Regions from separate parts of the Homo sapiens genome. Here region 2 is linked to region 1. The links are chromatin loops, found by intact Hi-C in ENCODE. Cell type or tissue: chondrocyte. All regions are shown on one strand. Each heading gives the region's core, and the rest is flanking DNA. Links, peaks and the distances in the headings are about the cores only.

Region 1 (12,272 bases), core at 5,820-8,319:
CAATTCAAAGATGAAAAAAGAGAAAACACCAGATGAAGTGGCTCACACCTATAATCCCACCACTTTGGGAGGCTGAGGCGGGCGGATCACCTGAGGTCGGGAGTTCCAGACCAGCCTGACCAACATGGAGAAACCCCGTCTCTACTAGAAATACAAAATTAGCTGGGCGTGGTGGTGCATGCCTGTAATCCTAGCTACTAAGGAGGCTGAGGCAGGAGAATCACTTGAACCCGGGAGGCAGAGGCTGCAGTTAGCTGAGATCGTGCCATTGCACTCCAGCCTGGGCAACAGAGCAAGACTCCGTCTCAAAAAAAAAAAAAAAAAAAAAGAAAGAAAGAAAAAGAAAACTTGGAAATCATGTCCAAATGTCCAAAAATAGCAGAATTAAGTTATGGTACATTCATACGACAGCTAAGCAGCCAGTTAAAACGAAACATTTTGGAAATGTTCACAATGTAGCATTAAAAAAAAAAAAAAAAAAAAAGGCCGGGCGCTGTGGCTCATGCCTGTAATCCTAATCCCAGCACTTTGGGACGCCGAGGTAGGCAGATCACTTGAGGCGAGAGGTTCAAGACCAGTGGGGACAACATGGCAAAATCCCATCTCTATTAAAACTACAAGAAATTATCCAGGTGTGGCAGCATGGGGCGCCTGTAGTCCCAGCTACTTGGGAGGCTGAGGCACAAGAATGGCTTGAACCGGGGAGGCAGAGGTTGCAATGAGCCAGTCTCTGCATGGGTGACAGAGCAAAGACTTCAGCATAGGTGACAGAGCAAAACTCTGCCTCAAAATAAATAAATAAATAAAAATTAAAATTAAAAACAAAGAACTTCACTACAACCAAATTGTGTTACTCAGACAAAGACAAATAACTGGAAGGAAAGAAAATGGGATTAAGAGATCATTTTTAACCATCATTTTAACATTCTACTTTTTCCAAATTCCTTAAAATGACCATGCACTACTTTTGTTTAAAGAAAAAGCCTTACAATCTCCTTTTCAAATGATGTGGAACAACCAATGTTATTCCTCTTCAGGACGAGGACAAGAATGGGACAGACGGCTGCTCTGCCCTCACCCTGACTCAGAACTCTCTTCCTCTGCTTCTTCAGAGTGGACTACATTCCATGAATTATGCTAGGACATGTGCACGTGGTTTAATTGAGGTTGGTAGCCTGTCGAGACTGAAAACAAACTGCTTTAAAACATCACCCTTTACAATAAAGGAACTGCAAGTTTGGGGTGCATCTCCGAGACTGTTCTCTATGGAGCAGCATTTCAAACTGTTCTGTAACCATGCACAATGTAAAAAACCAAACGGTGACCAAACCATGAAGGCAGAATACAACATGTCAACATGCTGATATCCTTGCAGTTCCACTTCCTCATTCATTTAAACAGTTACTCAGTATCCCACTAAGCTTTTAACCATTCTACCTAAGTACTAGAAACATCAATGCCATTAAAAAGTCGCTGTGCACCCTCAAAAACTTAAACATAGATATATGACCCAGCAATTCCACTCCCAGATATCTGTCCCAGAGAAACTAAAACCTGTACGCAAAAGGCCAGGCGCGGTGGCTCACGCCTGTAATCCCAGCACTTTGGAAAGCTAAGGTGGGTGGATCACTTGAGCTCCGGAGTTCAAGACCAGCCAGGCCAACATGGTGAAACCCCATCTCTACTAAATAGTAAACACAAAAATTAGCCGGGCATGGTGGCAGGTGCCTGTAATCCCAATTACTTGGGAGGTTGAAGCAGGAGAAGTGCTTGAACCCGGGGGGTGGAGGCTGCAGTGGGCTGAGATCGTGCCACTGCACTCCAGCCTGGGCGACACAGCAAGACTCCGTCTCGAAAAAGAAAAAAAGAGAAAAAAAAGTACACAAATGTATTTTTAACAGTACTATTCACAATTGCCAAAAAGTGAAAACAACCCAAATGTTCACCACTAATGAATGGGTAAACAAAATGTAGCATAGCCATATAATGGAGTATCATTCAGTTATAAAAAGGAATGAAGTACTGATTCATGCTACACAGCAAGAACCTTTTGGAAACAGTACAGTGAGTGAAAGATGCCAGGCACAAAAGGTTACATATTGTAGGATTCCTGAAATATCCATAACAGGCAGATCCATAGAGACAGAGAGTAGATGAGTGGCTTCCAGGGGCAAAAGTGGCGGGGGGTGGGCAGGAGCATGGGGAATGATAGGTAATGGATTTCTTTTGGGGGGGGGGGGTGGAAATGTCCTAAAATTGGTTGCAGTGATGGCTGCAAATCTCTGTAAATACATTTAAAAACTGATGATTGTATCATGTATAACAACGTTTATCTCAAAGCTATTATTTTCTTAAAAAGATGTTTGGTAGGATTTTACAATAATAGTATGCTCAAATTATACATAATTGATATTCAATAAACGTGGAGGATGAACACGCTAATAATAAAGACTACGCATATTAAAGTCATTATACAAATATCTTTCAGTCTTTCCTTGTACATAGTAAGGGCTCAAGGACTAATTGTAGAGACAGATTGGCCAATCATGCACACATAAAATCAAAATATTTAAAAATGTGTTCAATGTTTAAAAAAAAACTTAACAGGTTTTTATTGACAACATGAGATTCACATTAAGAAATGCTACCCATATGTGTTTATTGCCCACTTCATATCCCTCTTGAAAATACTTTTGGCAGGTCAGGGTTGAACCACAGCGCAAAGCCACTCACCGCACTTCAAACTGCTAAGTGGGAAATGTCCAGTAGTGCATGGAAACACACTGCATGCCAGGCTGCTCGGACTAATAAGTTTACTACAACACCGAGGGACCCCAGCGTTATCTTAGTTGAAACTCACATTCCTTGTAAGTCACTACCGAACAATTATGTCCACGGCTAACAACATTTTTAAAGCGGGATTATTTGCATTTGGCATTACGGCATGCAAAATTCTTGCTCAATTACTTCTCCCGTTTATTCATTGAGACTATTTAAGGTGCTCTTCTAGGCACAAGATACAACAGAATAAAACAGGCAAAGCCAAGCAAACAAAACCCTGCCCTCATCCAACTTACATTCTGGTTTTGTTTTTTGTTTTGGGACGGAGTTTCGCTCTTATTGACCAGACTGGAGTGCAATGGCATGACCTTGGCTCACCGCAACCTCCGCCTCCCGGGTTCAAGCGATTCTCCTGCCTCAGCCTCCCGAGTAGCTGGGATTACAGGCATGCGCCACTATGCCCGGCTAATTTTGTATTTTTAATAGAGACGTGGTTTCTCCATGTTTGTCAGGCTGGTGTCGAACTTTTGACCCCAGGTGATCTGCCCGCCTCGGCCTCTCAAAGTGCTGGGATCACAGGCGTGAGCCACCACGCCCGGCGCATTCTGCTTTTTTTTTTTTTAAGTTAACAAGGAAATTTTATCTTTCCAAACTCATCTCTTATGTATTAAATGTCAGCACCAGCAAGGAATTCCCCACAATTCTCACCTCGCAAATGTACACTCTTTTCTAGACACCAAAAATCACAAAGATTTATGAAACATTAGGAGCTCCAATGACAAGCTTATCTTTCCTTTTTACAGATTTGCCAGGAACATAAAGACAAACATGGTCTACTCTACAAGTTTATTCAAAATCAGAAACCAAAACATTTTACATTCACAAAATACAACACACTATACAGTAGGTTGTCAGAAGCAGATTTAACAGCCCAGGGTCTTCAAATCACTGAGGTGCCAAATGGTTTTTTGCTTTAAAAACAAAACAGGCCGGGCGCAGTGGCTCATGCCTGTAAACCCAGTACTTTGGGAGGCCGAGGCTGGCGGATCACGAGATCAGGAGATCGAGACCATACTGGCCAATATGATGAAACCCCGTCTCTACTAAAAATACAAAAATTAGCTGGGCGTGGCGGCGCGTGCCTGTAATCCCAGCTACTCGGGAGGCTGAGGCAGGAGACTCGCTTGAACCCAGGAGGCAGAGGTTGCAGTGAGCCGAGATCGCACCACTGCACTCCAGCCTGTCGACTGACTTCAGACTCTCTCAAAAAAATAAAAAATAAAAACAAAACAAAATTCAATCTCTTAAATCTGTAAATCTGAAGTCATTCAATAACCTGAATTGTGAAACAAGAAAATATTGTTACCCCCACCTCCTAAAGCAAAAGTGCAATTTAGTACAAAGATCACAACAACTGGCTCAAAAAGGCAACTTTTAGAAACAAAGTCTAAATTCCTTTAAACAATTCAATAATTTAGTGGAAATGTTACTAAGTGGCCAATGATTCTCGTTATTCTTAGCTAAAAATTTTCCCTCGCTGTCCTCCAGACTAGCGAAGCTAGGCATATAGCACCCCAGAACAGCCAAACAATCCTTAAAACTCAGCAGCTACCTTCTTATCTTTCATCCGTAGGCAAAGTTCCTTATCTTCAGCAATTCCACTGGGCTGACTGCTAGCAAGATACTCGGAGGTGGACTCGACTCCTTCCAATTAAGACCAACTAAAGCCATTCTGAGACCGGCTAACTCCAGTTTGAGCCTTTAAGATACTATGTTTCCTACCAAAGAAAGAGGTATGGTGGATAACAGAGCAGCAATACATTTTGTTTCAGATTAGGCTTTGCCTTCTCCATTTGATCAATGGAAACCCTGAGTGGTTTATCTTTCCCTGGCTGAAGTTTTTGGGGGGAAGCGCTTGGTTATCTACAACGCATCAGTGATAAGATAAAAAGATAAAAAACATAATCCCCACCCAAATTAAACCGAAATAAATGCTTTATGAAATTATTGGCGGCCGGGAACGGTGGCTCATGCCTGTAATCCCAACACTTTGGGAAGCCGAGGAGGATGGAACACCTGAGGTCAGGAGTTCGAGACCAGCCTGGCCAACATGGTGAAACCCGCGTCTCTCCTAAAAATGCAAAAATTAGCTAGATGTGGTGGCGGGCGCCTGTAGTCCCAGCTACTCGAGAGGCTGAGACAGGAGAATCGCTTGAACCCAGGAGGCAGAGGTTGCAGTGAGCCGAGATCGCGCCACTGCACTACAGCCTGGGCGACAGAGCGAGACTCCATCTAAAAGTATATGTATATATTGGCAAGATCATAAAACAGATTGTGCCATCAAAAACTTTCTTGAAATTAAAAACACATTCATAAATCCTTTTGAGTATCGCTTTCTTTACAACTTCCAAAGACGGTAGGGAACTTGACAGCTCCATTCACAAAAAACTCCCGACCATTGTTACAGCCCCAAAGAGCCACTGGCTTACGAGGTAAACTGCGACTTGGTTTTTGGAACCACGGACTGGTAGAGCCCTGTCGAAGGTAAGCAAAGACATTCCAATTCTCGTGAGGCATACATTCCAAGGGGTCACTAGCATCCAACACACACGCAGAGAAATGAACCCAAGACCAGACACCCCACCAGGCTGCACGAAACGTAAACAAGTAAACAAGCAAATAAAAATCTTAAAAAAACAAAGCGTAGTCTTGAGTAAAAGGGAGGTCAGCCACCCAGGAGAAGCACATGACTCATGCACCGGCCTGAACTAAAGTATTTACACCGTCCACTACAACAGAGTGGGGTTTCCCATCTTCAAGCAAACCCAAGCCTTGGGGGCATCTCAGCCGAGTGAAGCCATGCTATTTCCGTTTGGGAGGAGGGGGATCATTTTATTTCGCTGAATCACAACTCCCCCACATCCCCACCCCAAATCACCACAATCACCACCACCACACAACACTGCAAATAAAATAGGCCGTTGCAAGGACGCCGGCGAGCACGGACCGAGCAAAACAAAGCGCCCAGCAAGGGGCTGCCAGGCTGAGAGTGGGTGCGTCAAGCGGGCCAAGCTCGCCTCCAGGGCACCGCTCCCGCCCTGAGGCCTGGCCTCAGACCGGCGTGCAGCCGCAGCCACCTCCCTCCGCAGGGGACCTGCCCCTTTCTCCGCAGCACTCCGGGGACCGCCGGGAAGGTGAAGAGATGGGGGTGGGGGCGCGCTGCCCCGGCCCAGGCAAAACGACCTGGGTGCCAGAAGGAGAGCGCGCCGGCCCCGGCCCACGTGAGCGCCGCGGCCGAGCCCGCCTAGAGGACCGCGGACCGGGACAGCTGCGCTCGCGGCCCCCGCGCCAGGCCGGGACTTACCCGGGCCGGGCGCGCCGCGGACCCCGCGGCGGCCGCTTCCTCCTCCTCCTCCTCCTCCTCACTTAACAAAATGGCGGCGGCAGGAAGTGCCGGGCGCCTCGGCCCGCCCCCCGCCCGCCCCCGACCGCCGGCCCCGCCGCGGCGCCCGCGCCCCCCACCCGCGCCCCGCCGGCCAGCCCAAGCCCGGGTCCGACGGCACCAAAGGCAGGACAGCCGCGAGCGACCCCGCCGCCCCGACACCAACGGCGCAGGCCGCCCCGGCCCGGAACGAACGGCGCGGGAGGCCCGCAGGCCCGAGCCCGCGTAGCCCCGGCCTCCCCGCCCCCGCGCCGCGCGGATGGCGTAGGTGGCGGCGCCCCGGCCCCATTACGCAATGCAGGTTACGCGGACCGCGCCGCGAGCCTCCGCCAGCCGCCCAGTGTCGTCCGCCGCCCCAAAGGGCACCAGTCCTCACCTGAGACGCTAGGCCGCACGCCGCCCCCGCCGGCCGTCCGCCCGCTGCCGCCGCCCCCTCCCCGAGCTGCCTGCGCGGCGCCGGGGCCCGCCCGCCGCTCTGCCGAGCTCACAGGCCGCGCTCGCCCGCGGGCACCGCCGGCAGCCGCCGCAGCCGCTGCCGCCGCCACTGCTTCGGCTCCTCGGCTGCGGGAGACCAGAACAAACAGCCCAGCCGCCGCCGCCGCCGCCGCCGCCGCCGCCAGCGCACTGACGTCACCGCGCACGCTGCGCGCGCGGCCCCGCGCCGCCGCCGCCCGGTGTGCGCGCCCCGCCCCCGCGCCCAGCGCGAACGAGCTCTGGAGAGACAGTGGCTGCGAGGTGAGTGGGGGATACCGCGGACTGAGGGAGGAGACCCCGCAGAGCGAAGGAGCGGGCTGGGGGAAACGGGCGGACTGCAGGCTGGGCCTGCGGGAAAAGATCTGAAGGCTGAGAGAGACATCCAAAATACTAAGAAAGGTCTGAAGACAGACCCTCACAGGGAGGGAGGATGGTGAGGAGGGACCCCACAGACTGATGGAGGAGGCGGAGGAGAGAGCCCTAAGGGGGGACCCCAGGTAGGGAGGCTGAGGCGAGAGAGCTGCGATGGGGGCGCCGGGGCTGGGGTGAAGTGGAGGAAAGGAGGTGAGAGGAGGCTGCGAGCAAGGCCGAGGCGGATCCTCCTTGGCTGCCCCTGGGCAGGGAGGTAGCACCTTTCTCCTCTTATGCCCCCCTGTTGATCTTCTTCCAACCCACCTTTTTAAAAAAAGGGACATGGTCTTGCTCTGTCCCCCAGGCTGGAGTGCAGTAGTGCAGTCATAGCTCACTGCAGCCTCAACCTGCTGGCCTCAAGCGATCCTCCTGCTTCAGCCTCCCAAGTAGCTGGGACTACAGGTGTGCACCACCACACCCAGCTAACTATTTTTTGTAGAGATGGGATCTCACGATGTTGGCCAGGCTGGTCTCTGTCTCCTGGACTCAAGCGATCCTCCTGCCTCGACCTCCCAAAGTGCTAGTATTACAGGCGTGAGCCACCGCGCCCAGCTCCTTCCCATCCTTAAGACTCAACCCCAAGTCAGACCAGGCTCGGTGGCTCACACCTGTAATCTCAGCACTTTGGGAGGCAGAGGCAGGAGGTTGGCTTGAGGCCAGGGGTTGGAGACCATCCTAGCCAACAGAGTGAAACCTCGCCTCTACTAAAAATACAAAAATTAGCCCCGTGTGGGCCGGGCGCAGTGGCTCACGCCTGTAATCCCAGCACTTTGGGAGGCGGGCAGATCACGAGGTAAGGAGATCGAGACCATCCTGGCTAAGACGGTGAAACCCCGTCTCTACTAAAAATACAAAAAATTAGCCGGGTGTGGTGGTGGGCGCCTGTAGTCCCAGCTACTCGAGAGACTGAGGCAGGAGAATGGCGTGAACCCGGGAGGCGGAGCTTGCTGTGAGCGGAGATCGCGCCCCTGCACTCCAGCCTGTGCGACAGAGCGAGACTCCGTCTCAAAAAAAAAAAAAAAAAATTAGCCGGGTGTGGTGGCGCATGCCTGTAATCCCATGCCTGTAATGCCAGCTACTCAGGAGGCTAAGGCAGAAGAATCACTTGAACCCGGGAGGCGTAGGTTGCAGTGAGCCGAGATTGTGCCACTGCACTCTAGCCTGGGCGACAGAGCAAGGCTCTGTCTCCAAAAAAGAAAAAGACTCAACCCTAAGTCAGCTCCAGGACGTATGTGCCTACTCTACATGTGTGAGTCCGAGGGGAAAAAACATCATATGACCTCTTCTAGGGCTTCCAAAGCACCCCACCTGGCCACGGAAGAGCTTAGTAAACATGGGGTAGTTTTGAGATTGCTAAAAGGAGGAAGTTAGGCATATGTCTCTTGTAGCTTAAAATAATACTGTGAAATTTTTCAAACCTGGAAACAACCACTTCTCTTTCCTTTTATATATATATATATTTTTTTTTTTAAGACAAGATCTTGCTCTGTCACCCAGGCTGGAGTGCAGTGGCTGGATCATAGCTCACTGTAACCTCAAACTCTCAGTCTCAAGTGATCCTCCCACGTCAGCCTCTTTAGTAGCTGGGACCACAGGTGTGCGCCACCGTGCCCAGCTAATTTTTGTATTTTTGTGGAGAGGAGGTCTCACCATGTTGCCCAGACTGGTCTTGAATTCCTGGGCTCAAGCGATCCACCTCCCTCAGCCTCCCAAAGTGCTGGAACTACAGGCGTGAGCCACCGCACCCAGGCCATTCTCTTAGCATTTTGTATTCCCATCTTTTAAAAATGGAAAGCAGGCTGGGCGCGGTGGCTCACACCTGTAATCCCAGCACTTTGGGAGGTCGAGGCAGGTGGATCACCTGAGGTCAGGAGTTCTAGACCAGCCTGGCCAACATGGTGAAACTTCGACTCTACTAAAAATATAAAAATTAGCCAGGTATGGTAGCGGGTGCCTGTAATCCTAGCTACTTTGGAGGCTGAGGCAGGAGAATCACTTGAACCCAAGAGGCAGAGGTGGCAGTGAGCTGAGATCGTGCCACTCCACTCCAGCCTGGGCGACAGTGAGACTCCATCTCAAAAAAAAAAAAAAAAAAAAAAGGAAAGCAAACTCAGTTCTAAAAAGTCTACATGGGGCCAGGCACAGTGGCTCACACCTGTAATCCTAGCACTTTGGGAGGCCAATGCGGGTAGATTACCTGAGGTCAGGAGTTTGAGACCAACCTGGGCAACATGGTGAAACCCCGTCTCTACTAAAAATACAAACAAAATTAGCCGGGTGTGGTGGCGGGCACCTGTAGTCCCAGCTACTCAGGAGGCCGAGGCAGGAGAATCGCTTGAACCTGGGAGGTGGAGGTTGCAGTGAGCCAAGATCATGCCACTGCACTCCAGCCTGGGTGACAGGGCAAAACTCCGTCTCAAAAAAAAAAACAAAAAAGTCTGCGTGGTATTTTTTTTTTAAGTCCAAGTAATGAAACATTTCCTGATGGCCCATGGTTTCAGAATATATGGATATAATAGGATACCAGTAAAATAGTTCTTTTCTATCATGTGTTTGCTCATGCTTAACCAGGGGCAATCATAAATCACTAATGGGTCCTAAGCAAAGTTAAAAATTAAATTTTTTCATTCATTCATGTATCTATGTATTAATTTATTCATTTATGACAGGGTCTTGCTCTGTTGCCCAGGCTGGAGTGCAGTGTTGCATTCATGGTTCACCAAAGGCTGGAGTGCAGTGTTGCATTCATGGTTCACCGAAGCCTCGACCTCCTAGGCTCATTCAATCCTCCCACCTCAGCCTCCCGAGTAGCTGGGACTACAGGCATGTGCCACTACACCCAGCTAAGTTTTTAAATTGTAGTTGGCTGGGCGCAGTGGCTCACGCCTGTAATGCCAGTACTTTGGGAGGCTGAGGCGGGTGGATCACCTGAGGTCGGTAGTTTGAGAGCAGCCTGGCCAACATGGTGAACACACTAGTCTGTACTACAAATACAAAAATTAAAGGCCGGGTGCAGTGGCTCATGCCTGTAATCTCAGCACTTTGGGAGGCCGAGGCAGGTGGATCACCTGAGGTCCGGAATTCACAACTAGCCTGGCCAAGGTGGTGAAACCTCATCTGTACTAAAAATAGAAAAAATTTGCGGGGCTTGGTGACAGGTGCCTGTAATCCCACCTACTCAGGAGGCTGAGGCAGAAGAATCACTTGAACCCAGGAAGCGGAGGTTGCAGTGAGCAGAGATTGCGGAGGTGGAGGATACAGTAGTGAGCGGAGATCGCGCCATTGCACTCCAGCCTGGGCAACAAGAGTCAAACTCTGTCTCAAAAAAAAAAAAAAAAATTAGCCAGGCATAGTGTTGCATGCCTGTAATCTGAGCCACTTGGGAGGCTGAGGCAGGATAATCACTTGAGCCTGCTTAAGAGGTGGAGGTTGCAGTGAGCCAAGGTCGCACCACTGGACTCCAGCCTGGGTGACAGAGCAAGACTCTGTCTCGAAAAAAAAAAAAATTTGTAGCCATAGGATCTCACTGTCTTGGCCAAGCTGATCTCAAACTCTTGGCCTCAAGTGATTCTTCTGCCTTGGCCTAACCCTTTATTTTTAACAAAGCATGAGAAAACAAGTTATTAGCTGCAAGAAATAAAGGATGTAATTGTAACTCCTTCATTGAAACTTCCTTCTAACTCTGTATTACAGAATATTGAAATTTGTGAATATCTTCTGGCTCCTAATTTTGCACCCCTGGCAATTATGCAGAAGATGATCAGAAATGGAAAAAGAGCAGGAGGGTACCCAGGGCTTTGTGAATAGGTATTAACAACTGGTTTGTTGTTACTGGGTTTTTTGTTTGTTTGTTTTTTTAAGGAAACCAGAATGTATCTATTTTAAGCTCTCCTTCCCTATAGTTATCTTGTCTTGCTGCATTATCCACTTAATTTATCATTGTTGGCCAGGCGCGGTGGCTCACGCCTGTAATCCCAGAACTTTGGGAGGCTGAGGCGGGCAGATCACGAGGTCAGGAGATCGAGACTATCCTGGCTAACATGGTGAAACCCCATCTCTACTAAAAATACAAAAATTAGCCAGACATGGTGGTGAGTGCCTGTAGTCCCAGCTACTCGGGAGGTTGAGGCAGGAGAATGTCATGAACCCGGGAGGTGGAGGTTGCAGTGAGCCGAGATCGTGCCACTGCACTCCAGCCTGGGTGGACAGAGCGAGGCTCCATCTCGAAAAAAAAAAATTATCATTGTTGTTGACAATAAATGTTTTTGGAAGTAATTTGGAACTGTTGGTTTGCAAATCACATAATAAAAGCCCTCACTTTACTGTAGAGTCACACTTAACATTAGACAAAACTATATATCTAGATTGATAACTAGACCGAACTAGGTGGCTTTTGGCCATTGCTACAAATTAAATCCAACCTGGAAAAAATATTCAGGCTGTAAAGGCAGTTCCAAAAGCTGTCTCCAAAAATCGTTTGGGACAACAATGTCTCATTCTTTTTGTCTTCCATGGTGCTTTGCCTAACTCCTCGAAGATAGCTCAAACTCAGAAAATGTTTATCTGGTTGAGTCACTTTAATAAAAATAGTCTTGTTACCTCATGGTTCACATGTTATTTATTTATTTATGAAACAGTCTCACTCTGTCGCCTGGGCTGGAGTGCAATGGCATGATCTCGGCTCACTGCAACCTCCACCTCCTGGGTTCAAGAGATTCTCGTGCCTCAGCCTCCTGAGTAGCTGGAATTACTGGCATGTGCCACCACGTCCGGCTAATTGTTTTGTATTTTTAGTAGAGACGAGGTTTCACCATGTTGGCCAGGCTGGTCTCGAACTCCTGGCCTTAAGTGATCTGCCCACCTCGGCCTCCCAAAGTGCTGGGATTACAGGCTTGAGCCATGGCACCTGGCTTATTTATTTATTTATTAAGTTATAAAGACAAGATCTCACCCTGTCACCCATGCTGGAGTGCAGTGGCATAATCATAGCTCACTGAAGCCTCACCCTTCTCCACTCAAGCAATTCTCCCACCTCAGCCTCCTGAGTACATATGACTACACCCATGCCCCACCACACTTGGCTTTTTTTTTTATTTATTTTTTTTGTTTGTTTGTGTTTTGTAGCAATAAGGTTTCACTATATTGCTCAAGCTAGAATGCAGTG
Region 2 (4,277 bases), core at 1,715-4,214, 140 kb before region 1:
AAGAGGCTGAGGCAGGAGAATTGCTTGAACTCGGGAGGTGGAGGTTGCAGTGAGCCAAGATCGCGCCACTGCACTGCAGCCTGGGTGACAGAGTAAGACTCGGTCTCAAAGAAACAAAACAAAACAAAACACACATTCATTCATGCAACGAATATTTACTGAGTACCTACTACGTTCTGAGCAATACAAATACAGCAACAAACACAATGAAAGGGGTCCCTATCCCTCTGGATCCTTGCAGCCAGGTCCAGGCAAGGAGAACATATACGAATAACAAATTAATATACAACATGCTGGCAGGGGGCGGTGAAAGCCATCAGAACCATGAAGGATGTAGTCAGTTGGGTCACAGCCCCTGAAAAGATGACATCCATGTCCCAGAACCTGTGACTAGGACCTTACTTTTTTTTTAAATGGCTCTTTGCAGATGTAATTTTTTTTTTTTAAGAGACGGAGTCTTGCTCTGTCACCCAGGCTGCAGTGCAGTGGCGCGATCTTGGCTCACTGCAACCTCCACCTCCCGGGGTTCAAGCAATTCTTTGTCTCAGCCTCCTGCGTAGCTGGGAGTACAGGCACACGCCACCAGGCCTGGCTATGCAGATGTAATTAAATGAGAGATGTCAAGATGAGATTATTCTGAATTATCCACCTGGGCCCTAAATTCAGTGACAAGTGTTCATACAAGAGAACGGCTCACAACTGTAATCCCAACACTTTGGGAGGTCAAGACAGGATAATCACTTCAAGCCAGAAGTTCAAGATCAGCTTGAGCAACATAGGGAGACTTTTTTTCCACAAAAAAAAATTAAAAATTATAACCGGGCATGGTGGCAGGAGCCTGTAATCCCAGCTACTCTGGAGGCTGAGGCAGGAGAATCGCTTGAACCCAGGAGGCGGAGGTTGCAGTGAGCCGAAATTGCACCACTGCACTCCAGCCTGGTTGACAGAGGGAGACTCCATCTCAAAAAAAAACAAAAAACAAAAAAAACAAACAGGCCAGGCGCAGTGGCTCATGCCTGTAATCCCAGCACTCTGGGAGACTGAGGTGGGCGGATCACGAGGTCAGGAGTTCAAGACCAGCCTGGCCAATATGGTGAAACCTCGTCGCTACTAAAAATACAAAAATTAGCTGGGCGTGGTGGTGCACTCGTGTAGTCCCCGCTACTCAGGAGGCTGAGACAGAAGAATTGCTTGAACCTGGGAGGCGGAGGTTGCAGTAAGCCGAGATCGTGCCACTGCACTCCAGCCTGGGTGACAGAGAGAGACTCCACCTAAAAAATAAAAATAAAAGATTAGCTGGCCGTGGTGGCTCACACCTGTAGTCCCAGCTTCTTGGGAGGCTGAGGTGGGAGGATCGCTTCAGCCTGGGAGTTGAAGGCTGCAGTGAACTAAGATTGCACCACTGCACTCCAGCCTGGGTGACAGAGCAAGACTCTGTCTCAAAAAAAGAGAGAGGCAGCCAAAAGGAGATTTGGGTGGGAGAAGGAAGAGAAGAAGACAGAGACAGGGACTGGAGTGAGACAGCCACTAGCTGAGAAACGTCTGGAGCCACCAGAAGCTGCAAGAGTCAGTTCTCCCCTGGGTCCCCATGGAGAGGCTCAGCCCTGCCGATATCTTGATTTCAGACTTCCAACCTCCAGAACTTCAAGAGAATAAATTACTATTGTTCAAGCTACCCAGTTTATGGTAATTTGTTAGAGCAGCCGTAGGAAGCTAAACCACAGGGTTAAGGGGGATAGAATGATGGGGTCAAGGAGGTGGAATTCTATTTTCACAGACATATGAAGGTAAGGAGGGGGCCATGGGGCTTTCTGGGGAACGGCATTCCAGGCAGAGGGAACAGCAAATGAAAAGTCTCAGACCCATGTCCAAGCGCGGTGGCTCACGCCTGTAATCCCAACACTTTGGGAGACCGAGGCAGGTAGATCACCTGACATCAAGAGTTCGAGACCAGCCTGACCAACATGAAGAAACTCCGTCTCTACTAAAAACACAAAAAATCAGCCAAGTGTGGTGGCACATGCCTGTAATCCCAGCTACTCCGGAGGCTGAGGCAGGAAAATCGCTTGAACCCAGGAGATAGAGGCTGCAGTGAGCCAAGATCGAGCCACTGCACTCCAGCCTGGGCAACAAGAGCGATACTCGATCTCAAAAAAAAAAAAAAAAAGGAAAAGGAAAAAAAGAAGTCTCAGACCCCAGGACACAACCACGCAGGCACACACAGACAGGCCCAGAAACCACAGCTACACACACAGAGGGACACACCAATTGGACGCCATGGCCTGGCCAGCACTCAAGACACCAACCCACAGCATCCCACGCGGAAATGAGCAACTCTCACTCACAGGGACAGACAGCAGGGCTCCCACAAACCCTCAAGTCCCTTCTCTGGGACTTATATAGCCTCTTATGCAGGGATGGGAGGGTGGAGGGTTGGGGTACTGACACCACTGTTGGTACCCTCATCTTGGGGGGGTGGTCCTTCAACCTGCAGCCCCCTCCCCAAGCCCACCAAGGAGTGTGAGGAATTGGAACTGGGAGGGGTTGGTCTTAAGACTGGAAATCTCCAAGGGGCACTAGCGGGGTCAGAGGGAGGGGCTTAGAGAAGCCAGAGAGTCCAAGCTCCGCCCCCCGACGCTGCCAACCCTCACCCCCCTCTATCCCCCCACCCTCCGCCCCTGGCGCGGTTGTCCTCCCTCCGGCTTGTCCCAGACGCCTGAGACTGAACTCAACAAGCGGCTGACTCAGTCCTTAGCGTCACCCGCAAGATCCCCCCCACCCCGGCCCCCAGCGAAACAGGTCGGGGCACGGCCGAGCAAGCAAGGGTGCGGGTGGCGTTGGGAGGGGAGGGCACAGCTCCCGTCCCCTCCTCCAAGGCCCGCAGGGCGACCACTGCGGCCCCGACCGCGCGTCGGGAGGGGGCGCGCTGCGCTGGGCGCCGAGGATAGCTGGTCCCACCGCCAGGCAGGGCGCGACCCGCGCGGGCCCCCTCCCGACGCCCCGGGCGGGTTCCCACGCTCTGCGTCCCGCGCCCCCGCCGACCGGTCGGGCCGGTTCCAGCCCCAGCCCGCGCCCCGCCCCACGGCCTAAGCTTTGGGGGAGACGGAGGGGGGAGCGCAGACCTAGTTAGGGGGGGCACGGCGGGTGAGGCGAGGACTAGGAGATGGGGACGAGGTCTATGGAAACGTCTGCTGCCGGTGGGGGGGTCTTGGGGGATCCATGGGTGGGGTGACAGCTTGGGGGCATCCTTGAAAGGACTTGAGTATTTGAGACCGTGAAAGAGACTCGTGGGGGGTGGAGGGCGTGTAGGGAGTGGTTCCCACAGCCCAACTCGGAGGACTGAGCCCGCTCCACTCCGGGCGATCCGGGCTCCGGGCGCCGCGCGCGCCGGTGATTCACCTGTCGAAGGGCGGGGCAGCCGCGGGCTCATTCACCTGTCGGCAGTATTCCAGGCGCGGAGCTCCACTGCGCAGGCGCCCGGCCCCACCGCTCGCCCTCCCAGGTGTGTGGCTCCAGGTAAGGTCACACTTTTCCCCATCCCGCCCCACCTTCGCAGACCCCCCAGCCCCAGGAAACCCTCTCAGTCAGGCTCAGCCCTCCACAAAGGTGAGCCCGAGTGGGAGATCCAGCCAAAATAAATGTAGGTGTAACTTCAAAGCGGCTCTTCTTGGTCTAAAATCACCCCAGACCCACCCAGCTTGGGCCTGACCCAGTACTTGGCACACATGATGCTGAATAAATGAATACATTAATGAGTCAATCAATGGCTACTGCGTGAACTGCTGTTATTAATGATAGCATGAAAGGAGCCAAGCATTTCCTCATAACCTTGAGAGACTTCTCCTTAGAGCACCTGTTTCCTGCCTCCCTACCATTATTATTTATAATAATGCCTATGTTGAGCACATACTATATTCTGAGCACTTAATGTATGTTGAGTGCATACAGGAGTTATTATTGCCCCATTTTCCAGATGCAAAAACTGAGGCTCAAAAAGCTTGAATGCTCAAGGTGTCCCAGACCCCAGAATTTAAGCTGAGCTCTTTCTGTCTCTGCTCAGCTCCTTCCCAGCCTCTGCTCTGCTCCCTGCAACCTCTTGCCTTTCCTTGTGATATCTAACAACTAAATTGTTAAGTCCCTTCACAGTCGCCAGTGAAGCATTCCCTATTTCACAGGTGCAATGATGATCAGAGAGGGAAAGTGACTAGCCCAAAGTCACACTGCAAGTAAGTGGCAGTGTGGGACTGTATTATAGGCCTCCTATGTCCCCCTCCACT

Evidence for each region. Peaks named below come from ENCODE experiments on the same cell type or tissue, not always from the same donor. Only the 100,000 strongest peaks of a DNase experiment are listed, where the experiment ranks them.
Region 2: it touches region 1 in a loop (2.4-fold over the local background); 5 of 110 quality-filtered maps call a loop at or near these places.

Annotation. Positions count from the first base shown.
Region 1 is chr19:15,325,691-15,337,962 of GRCh38, forward strand. BRD4 (bromodomain containing 4) reads right to left here and starts at 6,849. Exons shown (of 20, transcript NM_001379291.1): 1 at 6,600-6,849. It overlaps LOC124904643 (a long non-coding RNA gene), which reads left to right and starts at 6,923. Exons shown (of 4, transcript XR_007067146.1): 1 at 6,923-6,958; 2 at 10,802-10,915. RefSeq lists silencers at 5,849-5,898, 5,909-6,058, 6,089-6,188, 6,389-6,618, 6,849-6,948 and 2 more and an enhancer at 7,115-7,731. In chondrocyte, for the core only: no CTCF peak of the experiment used is centred there; DNase peaks (open chromatin) are centred at 5,922, 6,971 and 7,250.
Region 2 is chr19:15,192,808-15,197,084 of GRCh38, forward strand. The region is part of intron 2 of NOTCH3 (notch receptor 3); the gene reads right to left. Among named protein-coding and RNA genes, the nearest start is that of NOTCH3, 6.0 kb to the right of the region's middle. RefSeq lists enhancers at 1,758-2,258, 2,259-2,759. In chondrocyte, for the core only: a CTCF peak has its summit at 2,919; no DNase peak of the experiment used is centred there.